Regions from separate parts of the Mus musculus genome. Here region 1 is linked to region 2. The links are chromatin loops, found by intact Hi-C in ENCODE. Cell type or tissue: left cerebral cortex. All regions are shown on one strand. Links, peaks and the distances in the headings refer to the core of each region. The heading gives the core; the rest is flanking DNA.

Region 1 (8,319 bases), core at 3,283-5,782, 300 kb before region 2:
AGGTTTAGAATAGGAGAGAGTCACTCTAGACTTTCGGTCCTTTTCCTTACAGTTGAATCGAGACGATGGGCTATTGAGATAGCTCAGTGGGTCAGGGCACTTGTTCTATAAGCCTGGTAACCTGCGTGGGATCCAGAACCCACAGAAAGGTGGCTGCTGGGAAAGCCAACTCAGTAGAATTGTGCTTTGACCTCCACATACACACGGAGCCACACACACACCTCCACGTACACACACAAACTAATAGAATAAATCAACATAAATAAATCTGAGCAGCAAAGCCCATGTGGTTGTGTCTGGATGGGAAACTAATAGACCAGAGCCTAGCTCTAGAGGGAGAGGGCATCAGGAAGGCGGGACTGGACACTTCCTTCTCCTTCTACCCCAAACTCAGAGGGAAACGGTTGGTGTTCTATGCTCCCATTTCTCTGGTCCACTTCCTGGGATTTAAGAATTTTAACGTCCCTTAGCTAGTGAGAAGGAAGAAGCAAGAACCTTTCTACATTAGAGTTGGTAAGATAAGGTAGTGAGACCTCTGGAGATATCTAGCCTTCTCCTAAAGAGTTATATAGAAGTGTACAGTGTACTCCAGTGATTGCCCTCCAAGCACCCTATCTGAAAAGGTCAAACTTGTGTCCACAGACTTCTGGCCATGTGTTTACATAGCAGCATTATGTTTAGTAGTGAACAGGGGATATGATCCCACTAGTGACAGAGCAGTATCACAGTGTAAGCAATGTGAGTAGCTGGTCAGCAATGTAAGTGGTTAGTAACATAAACAAGGATAGGGATTAACCTTAAGGCTTGAGGTAAGACAAGAGCTATCACATCATCTATTACAGAAAATGATTAGGAAATGTAAATTAATACAGAAAGATGAATAGCTGCCTAGGACGGTAATGTGGGATGCTGGCGAATGCTCATGGAGGAGTTTTCTGGGAGGATGGTAGTAACCTGAAGCTGGATTGGGGTGATGATTGTACAGTTCTTTATCTAACCTGTGTGTGGAATGCAGTTTATGATGTAAATTGTACCTTTGAAAGGAGGTTTTAAAAAAGGCAAGGGTGCATGGGTGGAGTGGTATGGTGGGTAAGGGTGCTTGCTGCCAAGCCTGGTGACCTATGTTTACTTTGTTATTGCTTTAAAAATAAAGGGTAGAGGAATGACATCAGGCAATGTACTTGGCCTGGCAAAAACAGTTCATTTGTATTGCTATGTGGGGCAGTCACTTGCATGGTTGTCTTTTCATATCAGGTTTACTTTTTCTGATGGAAAAGGAAGAGAAAAATGTTGACATGACAGATTTGTCTCTATGTAAAATAATTTTTGTACTGTAAAGCAGAAATGTGTGATAAGATTCATCTCCTACTTGGGAACATCTCGTTACAATAGTTTCACTATATGCTTATCAAATGATGAAGCAGAGAAGGATAGGGAAGGGTTTGACTCCAGGGAGAAAGGGTTTGCCATTCAGCTTGCCCGTCAGTCATCTGCTGAGTGTGGTCATAGTCTGAGGTATCCTCTGGAAGGAGTAGGAGAGATCTGCTGAGTGTGGTCATAGTCTGAAATGTCCTTTGGGAGGAATAGGAGAGCTGTTGGCTTGGTGAACTAAAATAAGGAGTTTTTTTCTCACTTTTACACACTTCTAATTGGTGTGGATTCTTCCAAGTGACACAATGAGTTTTATTATTACTCGTTCAGGTACTGTGGGAGAATTAGTAAGTGGGTAAAGCAGAGCCTTCAGGCATCAACTTCTCAGATATTTGCATATTTTCTCCCAGAAACTATACTTGGTGCCTGTTCTCTTACCTACCATCTACGCTTTATCATGATGATTGGAGGGTGCCTAGTCTAATTCAGCCTGCATTAGAATAGGCCTGTTCATATTCAGCAACACATTTTCAAGGAAAAATAACCCTGGTGTATGTTGATTGGTAATTTTACATTATATGAACACTGGTACGAAAGTTGATCTCAAACTTGTAGTGTATCTGTAGGATTAGAGATGCCCACAGTGAGTCAGGTGAGGTGTGCCAGTAGCTCTTTGGCCCTGCATGTATTTCTAGTCTAACCAGCTAAGTATAATAGATTTTGAAAATTCTGACCTTCTAATAAAAGTATTTTTGATATCAGTAAAATCAACATGGTGTGCAATGTTGGTGGTATGTGTCATATTTAGTAATTTCACAATACAGACTAATATCTTTAACATCCTATTCTGAAACTTTCTAAATGACTCTCTGTGCGTATGAGTTAGGATTGATCCGGCATCTCTTACTAGATAGCTCAGTTCCCTTTACTCAGGGTCATCTTTCCTTGTCTTGAGTGCTAAGATTACAGATGCACACCACTGTACCCAGCTTAGAAAATGGTGCCTGCATGTAACTATCAGAGTAAGTCACTTAAACATGGTTTGTGTTTTTACAATTGAACAGTACACAGAATTAAATCCTGTAAAGAAGTCCGAGCTGGGTGTGGTAACCTGTGCCTGTAACTTCAGCCCCTGCAGAATGTGAGACAGGAGAATTGAAAGCTTGAGGCAAGTGTGGGCAACATAGGGAGATTCTAACTCAAAATTCAGCACTTGCTAGTATGTCCAGCCCCTAGCACTTCTTCCCACTAACATCAGGATGATACTGACTCAGAGAAGAAATAGTTAAAAATGTGTTTAATGTTACAGCATTCCATGAAGTATGTTGGAATAGCCCTAAATCAAGTTGCCCACAGTAGGAGGTGGTGACACAGTGAGCCCTGTGAGGTTTACCTGTTGCACTGGGTGCTGTCTCATTGTGGGCACGGTGACACAGAGAAGCCTGTGAGGTGTACCACCTGCACTGGGTGCTCTGACACTGTGTGCACGGTGACACAGAGAAGCCTGTGAGGTGTACCACCTGCACTGGGTGCTCTGACACTGTGTGCATGGTGACACAGAGAAGCCTGTGAGGTGTACCACCTGCACTGGGTGCTCTGACACTGTGTGTGTTTGTTCTTAACAGCAGTTTGGTGAATCCAGCATTCCTGTTGTTCAGCATCCAGCCCTCCCGGATGTCTTGCTCATCCCCATGACTGGACCAAGGTTTGTGGCTGTTTCCTTTTCTCTTTTTTTCTCCTAAATTAAAACTCGTCCCAAGATGTTTGCTTGTTGACTGTATTGTCTGCATTTTTAGAGACTCTCTAAACCCAAAAGTCACAGATTTGTAATCACATACTTCATGCTCCATCACATCTTGTGTGACAGGACCAGGACTCTATCTGATGACCTTGATAGTAGTGCATCTTCCATCTGTGTAGTGTAGTGATGGACTTCATTCTTACTTTTTAGACGCTTCGTTTTGTTTACTTATGTTTCTTTTATAAAAAGATTTACTTTTATTTTATGTGCACAGTAATTGTCAGCTTATATGAATATATACTATGTATATATGTCAGCTTATATGAATATATACTGTGTACATGTACCTGCAAAGGCTAGAAGAGGCCATCAGATCACCTGGAGTTATAGATGGTCGTGAGCTGGGAACTGAACCTGGGTCCTCTACAAGAGCAGCAAGTGCTCTTAACTGCTGAGCCATCTTCCCAGCTCCTGTTTATCTATAGTTCTTATGAGATTCCAGGATTAAAACGATTTTCGAGTTACATTAAATAAGTATTGTGTTTTATAATTGGGTTCATAAAATTTTATACTGAACAATTATGTCTATTTACTGGTTGACATAATATATATGTGAGATGTGATTCTCCTCATTTACATATTTGGAAGATGGAAGATGTATTTTTGAAAGTTGAAAAAGGCTTCCATATTATAAGAATGCCTTTCCCAAGTAGCACATGAAGGACCTTATTTATGCTATAAAGTATTTAAACGTGTTATGGTAAATATGAAAATGCTCATGTTGCTAAAGCTTTGAAATACTTTGATAGTAATAAAACAATGGAAATACTAACTGCACACACACACACACACACACACACACACATGGGCGCACGCGCGTGTGTGTGTATATATATATGAATGATGTATACTAGCTTGGAAAACATTCTTGTATTCTACTCTACCAGACAACCCAGGTTGATTCTGCTCAGTTCTGAATCAGTGACTGCCGTAGGTGATGGTCACAGGCCATTTGGTTTACATTTTTTATATGGATGCAAAATTGCTGTTGATTAGGTTCAGCTTTTGGCTGTCTCTCATTCTGAACTAATAATCTTACTTTCATTTAGTTTCTCTCTCTGTCTCTCTGTCTCTGTCTGTCTGTCTGTCTGTCTCTCTCTCTCTGTGTCTCTGTCTCTGCTTTTCTCCTCACGTACAGTATGAGGTATGCATGATAGACAAGCTGTCCAGCACAGCCTGGCTTCCAAGGCTCAGTCCTCTGGCCTCAGCCTCTCTGCACTGGGGTTGTAGGCATGCCTCAGCACACTCAGGTTCATTTTGTTGCTGAGGATCCTGTCCGAGGATGATGAGCAGAATTTCAGTAGGCTTTTTTTCTTTTTACTTTATGAAAAACAAGACAGTTCTATCATTGTTGTCAAAGTGATGCAGTGACTATTTGAGAGTTGTGTAAACAGATCTGCAGAGTTAACTCTCATGATGATCTACTGTTCAGAGATTTCTGCTAGCCCTGGACTTGAACTCTGTTTTAAGAGAGGCCCATTGCCAATAGTTTCTAACATACGTTGTCTGTCTTCCCACTCTGTTTGTCTCCTCTCTCTTAATGCTGTTAGGAAGACAGTACTGCCTGTTAAATGACCACGCAGCTTTTCATGCCGCACTCCTTCCTTCCACCAGAGGGCCCTCTTTTTCAGTTTTTTATTCTCTCTCTCTCTCTCTCTCTCTCTCTCTCTCTGTGTGTGTGTGTGTGTGTGTGTGTGTGTGTGTGTACACTCGAGTGGGTGTCAGAGGACAACTTTCTCCTTTCTCATGGACCCATGTGGATCGAATTCAGGCAGCAGCTGCCTTTACCAGATGAGACATCTTTCCTGTATTTATTTTTTTCTTTCTTCAGTGTCTATTCTTTTTACCTTTTCTTTCTTGCTGTGTAAACTGCCATTCTATTTATATCTGTTTCAAAGCTTTTTCTCTGTGGTTTATTTAGGAAAATCAAGACTTAACAGGCTATGCATATAAAGTCTCTTTAAATAATATTTTTAATTTAAAGTTTTATATATTTATACTGTGTGTATTGCCCATATCCATCCACTAATATGTCTAATGAATCTTTTAGAAAGCTTATGGTGCTGGGCAGTGGCACATGCCTTTAATCACAGCACTTGGGAGGCAGAGGCAGGCGGATTTCTGAGTTTGAGGCCAGCCTGGTCTAATGAGTGAATTCCAGGACAGCCAGGGCTATACAGAGAAACCCTGTTTCAAAAAACAAAACAAAAAAAGCAAGCAAGCAAGCTTATGGTACTGGAAAGATATTTATTCTGTAATTTTTTCTTTTTTTTTTTTAACATTCCTAGGAAGAATATAGAAAGACAACAGGGTGAAGTGATTGTTGGCGCACAGTGTGGCAATGCAGTGTTAAGAGGGGCCCATGTCTATGTTCCAGGAATTGTGTCAGCTTCAAAATGTAGGTATAAGATTGAGGACACCCTACAGTTCATGAACGTGATGGGTTGGAAATTTACATACGTTAAATCTGCCTTTGTTAGATACTTCCTGAGAATTTTCCATGGAGGATTTTGTCCTATAAAAATAAATGTTATAATAACAGTTTTAACTATTTGCTTGACACAGTGCAGAGTCACTTGGGAAGGGACTCAGTGGGGAATTGTCTAGGTCCCATGGCTTTGAGCTTATCTGTGGCAAATTGTCATGATAATGACCATTGGAATAGGAAGGCTTGCCTGGTATTGGCAGCATCCCTTAGGACGTGGGATCCTGGAAATGTAGGGGTGGAGAAGGCAAGCATTACTTACTGCTCTCTGCTCTTGAGTGAAGGTAAAGTGACCAGCAGCTTCAAGTTAGGATCCACATAGACCTTTCTGTCACTGTTTGCTTTTCCACAGAAGAACTTAGATGATAGGACTTCTCTAGGGAACAGAGAAATACAGAGCATAGAAGGGTAGTGAAGGAGACTGAATTGTGCAGTGACACAGCATAGGTACCCTCATGCACATGGCCCAAGCATGGATATACATGTGCACACAGACACATTTTATTTTTCTTATAAAAGGTGGTGAAGTTCCATTTAATACTCCTGATTTCACTACCTTAAAACCTCAATTCTGTCTCCTCTCAGGACATTCATGAGGGTGGCCTCCAGAATCCCAGACAGTGGCTTAAACTTGGCGTTCTTCTTGGGTTCGCTCTGATAATGGTGAATTGCTTGTGCTAAACTGCTGCAGTGCACCCTTACTGGCTCGAGTCAGGAAGCACTGACTTGGCTCTATGACAAACCTGGTCAGTTCCTGGACCTCACCCATCCTGTGTATGATGATCTGGAAAACGATTGCTTTATGGCCTGGCGTGACTCTGGTTTCTTTTTTAGTATACACTTTTATTGACTCCTTTTGTTGGCAACTTAAATGTTGAGTATTGAGTCATGATACTAAGATTTATATAGCAACCTTTACTTAGTATTAGATTTTGCGGAAATAAGTCATATAAATGATGCCTCCTGTTGAAGATTTAGATAGTATGTTTTGAGTACCATTTCTGTATTTTCTTTTTAATAATATAAATTTTATCAATATATTTTTCTATACAGTTCTAGAAAATGTGTACACATGAGGCAGTTTATAGCGAGCATAGGATGGTAACTGTATCAAAGCCCAGGAAGTGATTTTTTAAAAATCATTCTATTTGTTTACATCTCAAATGATATCCCATGTCTGTATTTTCAATGAAAAAAACATAACAAACAAACAAACGTACGTACGTGTCCAGGTAGATGTTAGGGGCTCTTTAAAGGCTCAGCGTTTAGCGGCTGCTGAGGATTATGCTGACATAAGGAGCCAGTTTGTCTTTTCTCTTGTCCAGATTGGTATTTCTACAGATAACCGTTTTAGCTTGAAGGATTTTTACTTGTCTGCTAAAGCACAGGTTAACAGTTTGATTTTCTTCTCTTTCTAGTTATGAAAGCTGGAGATGTTATTTCCGTGTATTCTGATATTAACGGCAAATGTAAGAAAGGAGCCAAAGAATTTGATGGAACTAAAGTATTTCTCGGAAACGGAATTTCTGAACTGAGCCGCAAAGATATCTTCAATGGGTTACCTGATCTGAAGTATGTCACTGAACTCTGTGGGAGGAATAAATTCCTGTCTGTGGTTCAAAAAGCTCAAAACAGTGAAAAGGCATATTTTGTTACACTATATAAAAATTTCCATGACTTCAGCTGGAAAAAATGAGCCCATATTTCAATGATTTTTGGAAAGAGCTCCTTTTTGGTCAAAAAGGTAAATAGATTAAAAACCAAAGCAGTAGGATGTGGATGAAGCTAGTGGTGAGTGCATTGCTGACCTGCCAAGAGGCCCTACGTTTGGCCCTTAGCAGTGCAAAGCAAAGCAAAAGCCCAGGTGAGTGACTGATCACACTGTAATTGGGTAAGAATTTTATCCGTCCTTTTACATTTTAATTGTTTAAACTTTAAAGAACAATGCTTATCTTAATAAAAAATCAAATGAGTTGTTTTTTCAATCATTCTCATTCTCATTTTATCAAAGAAAAGTTTAGTTTTAATGTAATTCAAATATAAAAAATAAATTTTAACAAAATAAATTAAACCTGAAGTATAACTTACGTATGACTATTTATGGTCAAAACTAAATGTTTCAATTCTATTTGTTCAAGCCACACTGATATACAATTAGTTGTAAGTCATATTTGGATGTTGGTAGCGCTGAGTAGAATACAGCCTTGAACAAGTGAGGGCCTGCTTCGGCTGTTTTTTTGAGCTTGGTTTTGGAGAGCTGTGGAGCACCATTGCTCCGAGGTTGACTGCTGACATGCATGCACTAAGCACTGTGAATTGAGCCGTTTAGAAGGGTTCCGGAGTCCACATTCTGAACAGTGTCACATTGGCGTGGCCTTTCTATATGAACGAAGTCAATTCTCCTAAACAAACAGATAGTTAGGCTGTCAGGCTCTAAGACAAAACAAGCTTGCAAATGGCTACAACCTGATTTCCTTCTTCTTACAATGCTTGGTTGATACAGTGATGTCTTGCTTTGAGTGCCCTCTTTAGTTGCTTGCTAATGGTGTGCTCTCGTTTCCAATGGTGTTTCTAGTGACTGCTGAACCATGTTTGTTTTTCTGGTGGGAAAAAAAAGGTAACCATTCTTGAAAAAGCCTGTTGGCTACTCTGCAGTACTTGT
Region 2 (8,319 bases), core at 3,063-5,562:
TAGTGAAATCATGGTTTAGCCCACAATGGATTACTATAGAGTCACAATAATAAGAATAGAACTATAACCACAGAGATCTGTCTTATAAACGAAGGACAAGTGACACAGGTAGATGAGAGGAAGAACTATTCTATATGAGTTCATTTGTAGAGGATTCTGATATAGGAAAAATGGACTATAGTGCCAAAGTCAAGTAAACGGGTCCACTAGTGGAGTGGGCAATAGTGAAAAAAAGGCATATTAGAGGTATTGACAATGAGTGGTTTCTTTAAAACAAACAAACAAACTTTCATATGTGTGCTTATATGCACCTGTGAGTGCAGGTGCCTGAAGAGACCAGAAGACCATCAGATTCCAGGAGCTGGAGATGCAGGTGGTTTTGACCTGCCTGACCTGGGTGCTGAGAACCAAACTCGGGTCTTCTGGAAGAGCAGTACACATTCTTGACTGCTGAGCCATCTCTCTAACCCTGGTGCATGGTCTCTTGACTTGAGTGCTGGCCACATTTCTTAACGTAAGCAACTTGAAATTTTAGCATCAGCTCTCCTATGTGTTTGATTTGCCCATTACCCGTCTCTTTATTTTGAATCTAGATTTTGAAGCATTTCAGAATTTCAGATTAACTATGTTTATTCAGGAAAAAATGTATAGAAATGTTCGAAAACCTAAAAAACTTAAGAATATAAAAAAAAAAAAGTCTACTCCTAAGCATTTCCAACAAGGTACATTCAATCTGTATAACCTTTGCCTAGTATCCACAGCACCTGTGGGTATCAATATTGATGGAAGTTTGTCCCGTATATAAAATGGGATGAAACTTGAATATAACCTGTGCCCATTTTCTTACACACTTAAATCACATCTAGATGATCAACATGTAGCAATACAATACAATGTTGGTAGTTATTATGCTGGACTGTAAAAGAGTAACGAGAGAACTGTGTATGTTCAACACACACATAACCTCTTTCAAAGACTTTTGATCCTGCTGTGAAATTCACAAATATGGAACTTATGATCCTGGAAAGCCATCCGAACCCCAACTAAACACTTAGAATGGCAATTGAGCCCTTCTTCCAAAGGATGTAAATGTCAATGTTTTCCAAGTTCACATTAGAGCTCTCTATGTTTGAATTAATAAGTTATTCCATTGACAGCTTTTCATATCATTTAATAAATCAGCAAGGCAATTTAGATAAATATGGGAATTGCCTGTAAGGTATAAGTCAGATCAAAAAAATTACTTTTACGTAGAAACAAAATAATGAGGACTAAGCTCCCAAAATAAATGATAATGTCAAATTAGAGACTTATGTACTGAGTCTTCTAGAGAAAAACAGGGCTTCTATCCCATAGACGGCACTCATTGTGCACAGCACAGGTTCTGGGTATATCAAGCCAATGTTGAACAGGAGAGGAAAGAGAGCTAAATAAAATTAGCGGCTATGAAAGGTAAAATGCTAGAAATGAAGGATGGTGGCACGTGTATAAAACTTTCTTTGCTGCCCACATAATGTTACTGTTCTTTCTAAAAGACAAGGTTAGAGTGGGAGGAACCTTTAACAAAGCTGTCATCCTAAAAAGAAAATGGTTAAAAAAGAGGAAAAAAAAAAAAAAAACTCCCAGAAGATTGAAGAAAGACACACCCATACACTCACACACACACACACCCAACTTAACAATGGATATCCTATCTGAGGACACATCCCCAATCAATCCTGTAGCTGTACAAATGCCATAGGGTATACCAGTACAAACTAAGATGTGTAAACCACCATGCATCCTAATGTGCCTAGACCTCTATGATACATGCAATCTGTCACTGGGTGAAATGCAGTCATGCAATGGGTAACTGCACACATATGACATTTTATTTACATGCTTTTAATTTACAGTGTTTTACACACAAATATATATAATTATATATAATAGATATCTAACTCATATGCATATATATATATATATATATATATATATATATATATGCTTGAATTTAATACTGGCATGATAGCCACAAAATATTCTAAAAAAAAAAATCATACACTAGACCAAGGTATATGGGTTTCCAATGTCTTTAAAACATACATATGCTATATATTGTTATGGGTCCTTACTCAAAGTACAGGGTAAAAAGTTTGATAATTATAAAGAAACAAGTGTCGTACTTTTTATTCATGACTCCAAACAAACAAACAAACAAATGAAACCAAAATAACAAAAACAGATTGTAGTGTCTGTTCTTTTTATGTATTTTCATGCGTATTTACAAGGGGCAGAAACAAGCCAAATATAAATCATAGTCTTGAGAGTATATTTCAGAAACCCCTGACAAACTAGGCAAATGGAATAGATTTCTTCTAATTCCCAATAGAGAAGACAAACAGAAAGACAGAAAGCCACACAAGTCAGAGTCCTCATTAATCATGAAAACAGGCATTTTTAACGACATTATTTTAAGATTTTCATTTTTAGGCAGTTTTACACACTAAAAAAGTTTGTGGCACCTGTTTCCAAATCTTATTTAAAAATCAATGAATTTTCCTATGGGAAAAACCATCCATCTCTGCAGATGTCATCCTTAAAAAAATCTTGTCTGGCTACCTCACAACTACATTTACTCCTGACCTGTCTGTCAGCTGTTGCATTCAAAACACAAACAACACAGAGTACATAACAATTTTAAAGCCGGTTCAATTAAGGGAGCTTTTAGATCTCTTATCTATTTATTTAATAATGGGAGATCTTTCCAAATCTTATAGGAATGCAATGATCCTGTTGTCCCTCCTAGCCCCGATCTTCAACTTTATGCTTGAGAATGTAGCAGATTTTGACCTTGTTTGTCCTGAGGTCTCAGATGAATCTCATCTACTGGCCAAATTCCCAAGGTCACAGATTTCCTTAGTGACACCCTTAAGAATTGATTAGTGTTCATTGTCAATTTTCCATTTGTTTTGCATCCAGGAATCTCAAGGCAGTGTGAAGCCATTCAGCACTGCGGTCTGGCCAGCCTGCATAAATCGCCTGCTCTCTTTCACAGCCTTCCCTGAAAATAAAGCGACTGCACACAGACGGCGGCGGCGTATGAAAATAAAGCCAGGGCTTCCTCCAAGCCTTTCTGCTTGCATAGCAGTGCAGTGTATTTCAATTAACATCCAACCTTCTCCAACAGTGCTACTTCAGTATTTGTAAGAGCCTGCCTTTTAGAATTTAATACTCAGACAGCCATTTTGCAAAAAAAAAAAAAAAACACAGCAGGTCCATAAAATAAGGGCTGTTTCAGAGAAACAGGGGATGATAAAGCCGTTGAAAAGGCTGGCGGTATTGCAACAGCTGTGTCATCCATCAAATGATTATCATCTACTATTATTTTTTCTGAAGCTCTTCAAAACAGGATTTCACATTAGCTACTGTGGCTGTCTGTAATTTGACAAACTCCATAGCAATTCATTTCTAGAAAATAATTTCCTTTCTCATGCCAGGATTCAAATATGAAAACTCCAAGCAAAAGAGTGTATCAACTGGTTTGAACTGATACTGATATCTGAGACAATAGATTACCCCCCCTTCCCCCCCCCCCCCCCGCACACACACATACACACATCAAACCAGTTCCTCTACAAGTTATTTCCAACCTTATTAAAGTAACCAAGAACAAAAGATAAACACACAGAAACATCTCCAGAAAGACCTCAGAGTATTGTAGCCCTCAGGTGCCTTGACAACTCATGGCACAAATGATTGATTTTCTGTTTGGTTCAGCACGGGGATTAAAGCACCCAAAAGCAGCAGCACGAACCAGACGGACACAAGTTACATTTTCAGCTCCCAGCTACAACTGTACAGCAATAGAAACTTACATAGGACACCCGTACTCGCCGGCGATGTACCAGCCCGCAGCACTGCATGAAGAGGTGGCAGAACGCAGTCAGAGCGTGGCTTCACCAAGCGGCACCGTGCCTCGGCTTCTCGTCACGGCCACTGTCCATTTCTTCCCACCTTCCACTCCCAGGTAAGAGTCATGGGCAAATCAACACTTAGCTGCTGTTTCTAGGTAGGTTTTACACATTGCTGTTTTTGCAGGCATGCCAAAACTTTGTTCTCTCTGACTGCCTTTTAAATTTTTTCTTACAGGTAATTTGAGATCTTCTTTCAGGGGGCTGCCTACTAGCAGAAATCTAGAAAAGGTAGCATTTCTCTTCCTGAAGAAGCTATTGCTAACACGGAGTTTTGCCTGTTCAAATCATCAGGGTTTCTGAGCGAGGCTTTTACAGTAGCCATGCTCAACCCCAGAGATTTTTCAAACCTCAGAGCCTTGCATTTCATCAGGCTGCAGTCTGCCGCTTCAGAAGGAGGCGGCCTACTCTGGCTGCTGTTTATGTGACTGTTTCTGAGAACAACGCTCCTGCCGCTGTTTGGCTGTTACATCGCCCTCCTCACTACGCACAGCCTGGCGAGAGCATCCTTGATTCACTGGTACCTCGGTAACATTGTGGGCATATCTGATTTGCTCTTTCTCCCTCCTCCCCTTCCACTGACAAATGAGTGAGTCTAGACTTTAATTCACTGTGGGTTCTTAGGACTCCAGAGCCACCCTCTACACTGTGAGATGCATTGTCCTGCAGTATGTATTTCACAGGAATTTTAAGGAAGATTGTTGGAGTAGCCTTAGGACCTGACTCACTCAGCCACTGCGGCTCCACAGTTTTTCTTTCTGCTTGCCAAAGACTCATTTTCTACATTGAAGCATGTTAAATAAGCACAGATCTGGCAGGCAAATGTGATCAGAGTCAGACCTAATTAATTGGTTAAATAATATATCATCTATGATTTTAACACACTAAGCCGAATGCTCCGTAAGTCTGAGTGCTTATAGGTCAATACTCCATGTAAACTATTCTTTATCCCTTTCCCCCAAGGACACAGCTTTCTGGCAGAGAGCAGATCTTTACTCTCTTCATCTGAGGCCTTGTACATGCCACACCATGAAAGATGAATCATTTAGGCATTGGGGATTTAGCTATTAATTTGGATGATATCAACCATTCTAATAAGCAATGATTCATATATAACCTTTTAGTACACCACACATATTGACCCAAGTTTGCTCCCACACCCAAGTCACTCCATATTACTTTAAAAGGTACATTAATTAACTTCCCAACATAGTCTAAGATCAACAACCATTGTCATGCTCCTTAGGCCTGTGGAAAATTAGACTAACTCCCAATCTTTTGTTCATGTTTTCTTTAGAGCCTGGTTAACTGGCCCCTGTGTTGCTGTTATTCATCTTAGGCATGACTGAGAACTGGAAGGTGTCTCTGCTTTAATTCAGACTTCTTATATGACTGGCAGAGGAACTGAGACCCTTAGTGCTTGGTAATATAGCAGTAGTATAATTAATAGCCTGGATTTAACACAGTCCTCAAATTCTACGGCGTTATTGCATACTACAGGTTTTAAAGTATCAAAGGGAAAAATATGACTATATAAAAAGGTGGTTCTCAACCCTGCCACCCTTTAAAACAGCTCTTCTCATGTTGTGGTAACTCTGAACCCTAAAATTATTTAGTTGTTACTTCATAATTGTAATTTTGCTACTGTTATGAATCATAGTATAAATATCTGTTATGCTGGATATCTGATATGCAACCTCTGTGAAAGGGTAGTTTGACATCACCCCCCCCCCAAAGGGGTCACAGGTTGAGAACCACTGATGTAGAGCTTTGATTAAGTCAGACACATTTCTAAATTAAACCGGGAATTAACTTTTGAATTGTGTCTTCTAAAGAAGGTTGACATTTTTTGGACTATACAGGATACACTCCTAGTACACAGGATTTCAATTTGATTATTTTGCAGAAACTTTAATAAGAAATATAGTAATCTAATAAACACAAAGTCTAGGTTTTTAAATAAAATTTTTGTATAATTTGATCATTTTCTTTCCCTTCCCCCAACTATAAGAGAGAGAGAGAGACAGAGAGAGAGAGAGAGAGAGAGAGAGAGAGAGAGAGAGAGAGAGAGTGTTGGTTAGGGAGGTGGGAAGGATCAAGGGCTTTTAAAAAGTCCCCCTGTCTCACATTTCATAAAAACAAAGAATAAAAATGTCAAAAAAATTTAAAAAGTCAAAGTTAGAGTAAGATGAGAACATTGGTAGAAAGTCATCTCTCCTTGAGTTCAGAATTCACTTCACTTTTTATTAAGTATAGTATTTTTAAACACAATATGTGAGAGATTCCCCAGTTCATTAGAGATTACACCCACACTGCCATTCAAGAACCCAAGAAAGAATGCCGAGCGCTCTAAGTGGGTTCTGCAAACATTTGCTGGGTACCTTCTATCTTCTTGGTTCTGGGTTAACTTGCTGTGAATAGGAAATAATAAGTACATTTCATCTGTTACTCCCCTTTTTTTTTTTCTCCTTTCTATAGGGAGTCCATGCCACCATCTTTCTATAAGGGTTGACATAAGGCAGGTGCCACCATACTGAAAACAGGCTCTAGATCTTACATCATAGCAGAGGGAAGAGAACAAAGTGACAAGGAGAAATGGGACCGCCCAGCAAACAGTCCCTATCTATCCCTCCCAGGTACACTCAAGGCTCTGTAAAGGCAGGGATATGCGGGCTCCTTTTACAAGACAGGCAGTGCTGCAGCCAATGGGCAATAAGTAGAGGAAGAATTCTGGGTAACTAGGCAGTAAATGCAGCACAAAAATGTACATGCAGACTAGATACACGCTACATCTGCTTATGTAAAATATACAAGGAAAAATGTGAGTGGTCTACATACTTATAAGACAACACAGATACACCTAATGCTTCGAGATTTGTATTTCTATTTCCTGTCTTGGATTGTTCTGTGTGTGTGCACGTTTATGTACCTTTCCAGCTCCTGGGCTTTTTTGAAAAAGGGTTTCACACCACACAGGATATCTTCAGATTTATCATGCACTACACAGACAAGGATGCCATTGCACCCCTAATCCTTCAGTCTCTACCTCCCAAGTGCTAGAGTTACAGGTATACATCACCACACCTGGTCCAAAGTCTTCAAACTAAACTTCATCTTCCCAGAAATTCAGACTACCCTTTTGTGTACAGTCTGAGCATTGAGCACAGAAAATGACAAGAAGACATAAATTCACACTTGAGTCTTTGTTATTTATTTATGTATCATTTCATCCATAGTAACCAGAATAAACATAGAGAACCTGTACTAAGGCAAATAGTCCAGCTTGCCTAGCAACTGGGGGTTGGGGGTTGGGGGCTGGGGCGGTACATGTGACTAGCTTCTGGCCAATGAGAAAGAAGCAAAAATGTCAAGTATCAATACCACGGATGTCCTTAGAGGGACTGGACCTTGCCTTCACCTTGTACTCTTCTCTCCCATGCTGCTCTAAGGTAGATGTAGTGCTATAGCAACACAGGAAAGCCTTCCCCACATTCCAGGGACACAGCAGTAGGTTTCCAGTCTCTCACTGGGAGCTGCTGTATCTGTTGGAAGTGGCTTGTCATGGTATGGCATTATAAAGAGAAACATGCTCCCACATTATCTAAGCTACTCCTATTTTTACCCCAGTTAAAAAAATGAAACCCGTATTTTACAAATACCTCTGGGTGTTAGTGTTAGAGTGAATAATTAATTCATAGTATCCAAGGAGTGTATAGAAAGGTAGGAACTTATGGGGCAGAAAGGTGAAACAGGGAGAGGTACCCAGTTCCACAACAGAGTTCAGTCAGATTTTATCCAGCAGAGCAGGAGAATGACTCGATCTGGTAAATGTGAAAATAACTGCCTATTTTTATTAGCAAGTAGGAAAAATAATCATCGTTAGATGATTTGATCTAAAAATACTGAACTCTTCTCCCAAAACAGAAACAGATTCTCCAGTAAGAAATCTGAAACTGCTGAGCTTACATACTGGCAATTAGTGTGCAGCTACTAAGTAATCAAATCAAATGAAGTTAATCAAATAAATTGTGATTTATGGAACTCACCACAAAGCTAATGAATGGTTCAGTGAGGTATTTTGTAATAATATATGGTATCTTTACATTAAAGTATTGTAACATGATAACAAAGAAAGAGTGATTGAAGTCATTATGAAGATCTATGACGTCAATGGAAGTTTGTTCTTCATGTTGTGTGTTAGGCCTAGTGTCAAGAGAGAAAGCACACAGCAATTGAGATGGTGTATTTGCTCAGATGAATGACACTAGAGAAATTAAGCCAGCTGTAAAAGGTGATCTCCCAGCAGGTAAGAGAGAGGGAGCAAAAGGGGAGATTGCACACCATGGTGTTAGCTATTCAGAGGAGC

What was found. A loop is a pair of places that touch in the nucleus more often than their neighbours do. Peaks named below come from ENCODE experiments on the same cell type or tissue, not always from the same donor. Only the 100,000 strongest peaks of a DNase experiment are listed, where the experiment ranks them.
Region 1: it touches region 2 in a loop (2.8-fold over the local background); 2 of 42 quality-filtered maps call a loop at or near these places.

Annotation. Positions count from the first base shown.
Region 1 is chr2:15,036,984-15,045,302 of GRCm38, reverse strand. Nsun6 (NOL1/NOP2/Sun domain family member 6) reads left to right here. Exons shown (of 11, transcript NM_028950.5): 3 at 2,997-3,076; 4 at 5,461-5,570; 5 at 7,076-7,229. Among named protein-coding and RNA genes, the nearest start is that of Nsun6, 8.2 kb to the left of the region's middle. In left cerebral cortex, for the core only: a CTCF peak has its summit at 4,748 (motif pointing right); a DNase peak (open chromatin) is centred at 4,777.
Region 2 is chr2:14,735,302-14,743,620 of GRCm38, reverse strand. All of the region lies in intron 2 of Cacnb2 (calcium channel, voltage-dependent, beta 2 subunit), which reads right to left. Gm13269 (a long non-coding RNA gene) reads left to right here. Exons shown (of 4, transcript XR_374014.3): 3 at 2,962-4,009; 4 at 4,132-4,889. Among named protein-coding and RNA genes, the nearest start is that of Gm13269, 28 kb to the left of the region's middle. In left cerebral cortex, for the core only: no CTCF peak of the experiment used is centred there; DNase peaks (open chromatin) are centred at 3,940 and 4,434; H3K4me3 peaks cover 1,899 bases; H3K27ac peaks cover 1,974 bases.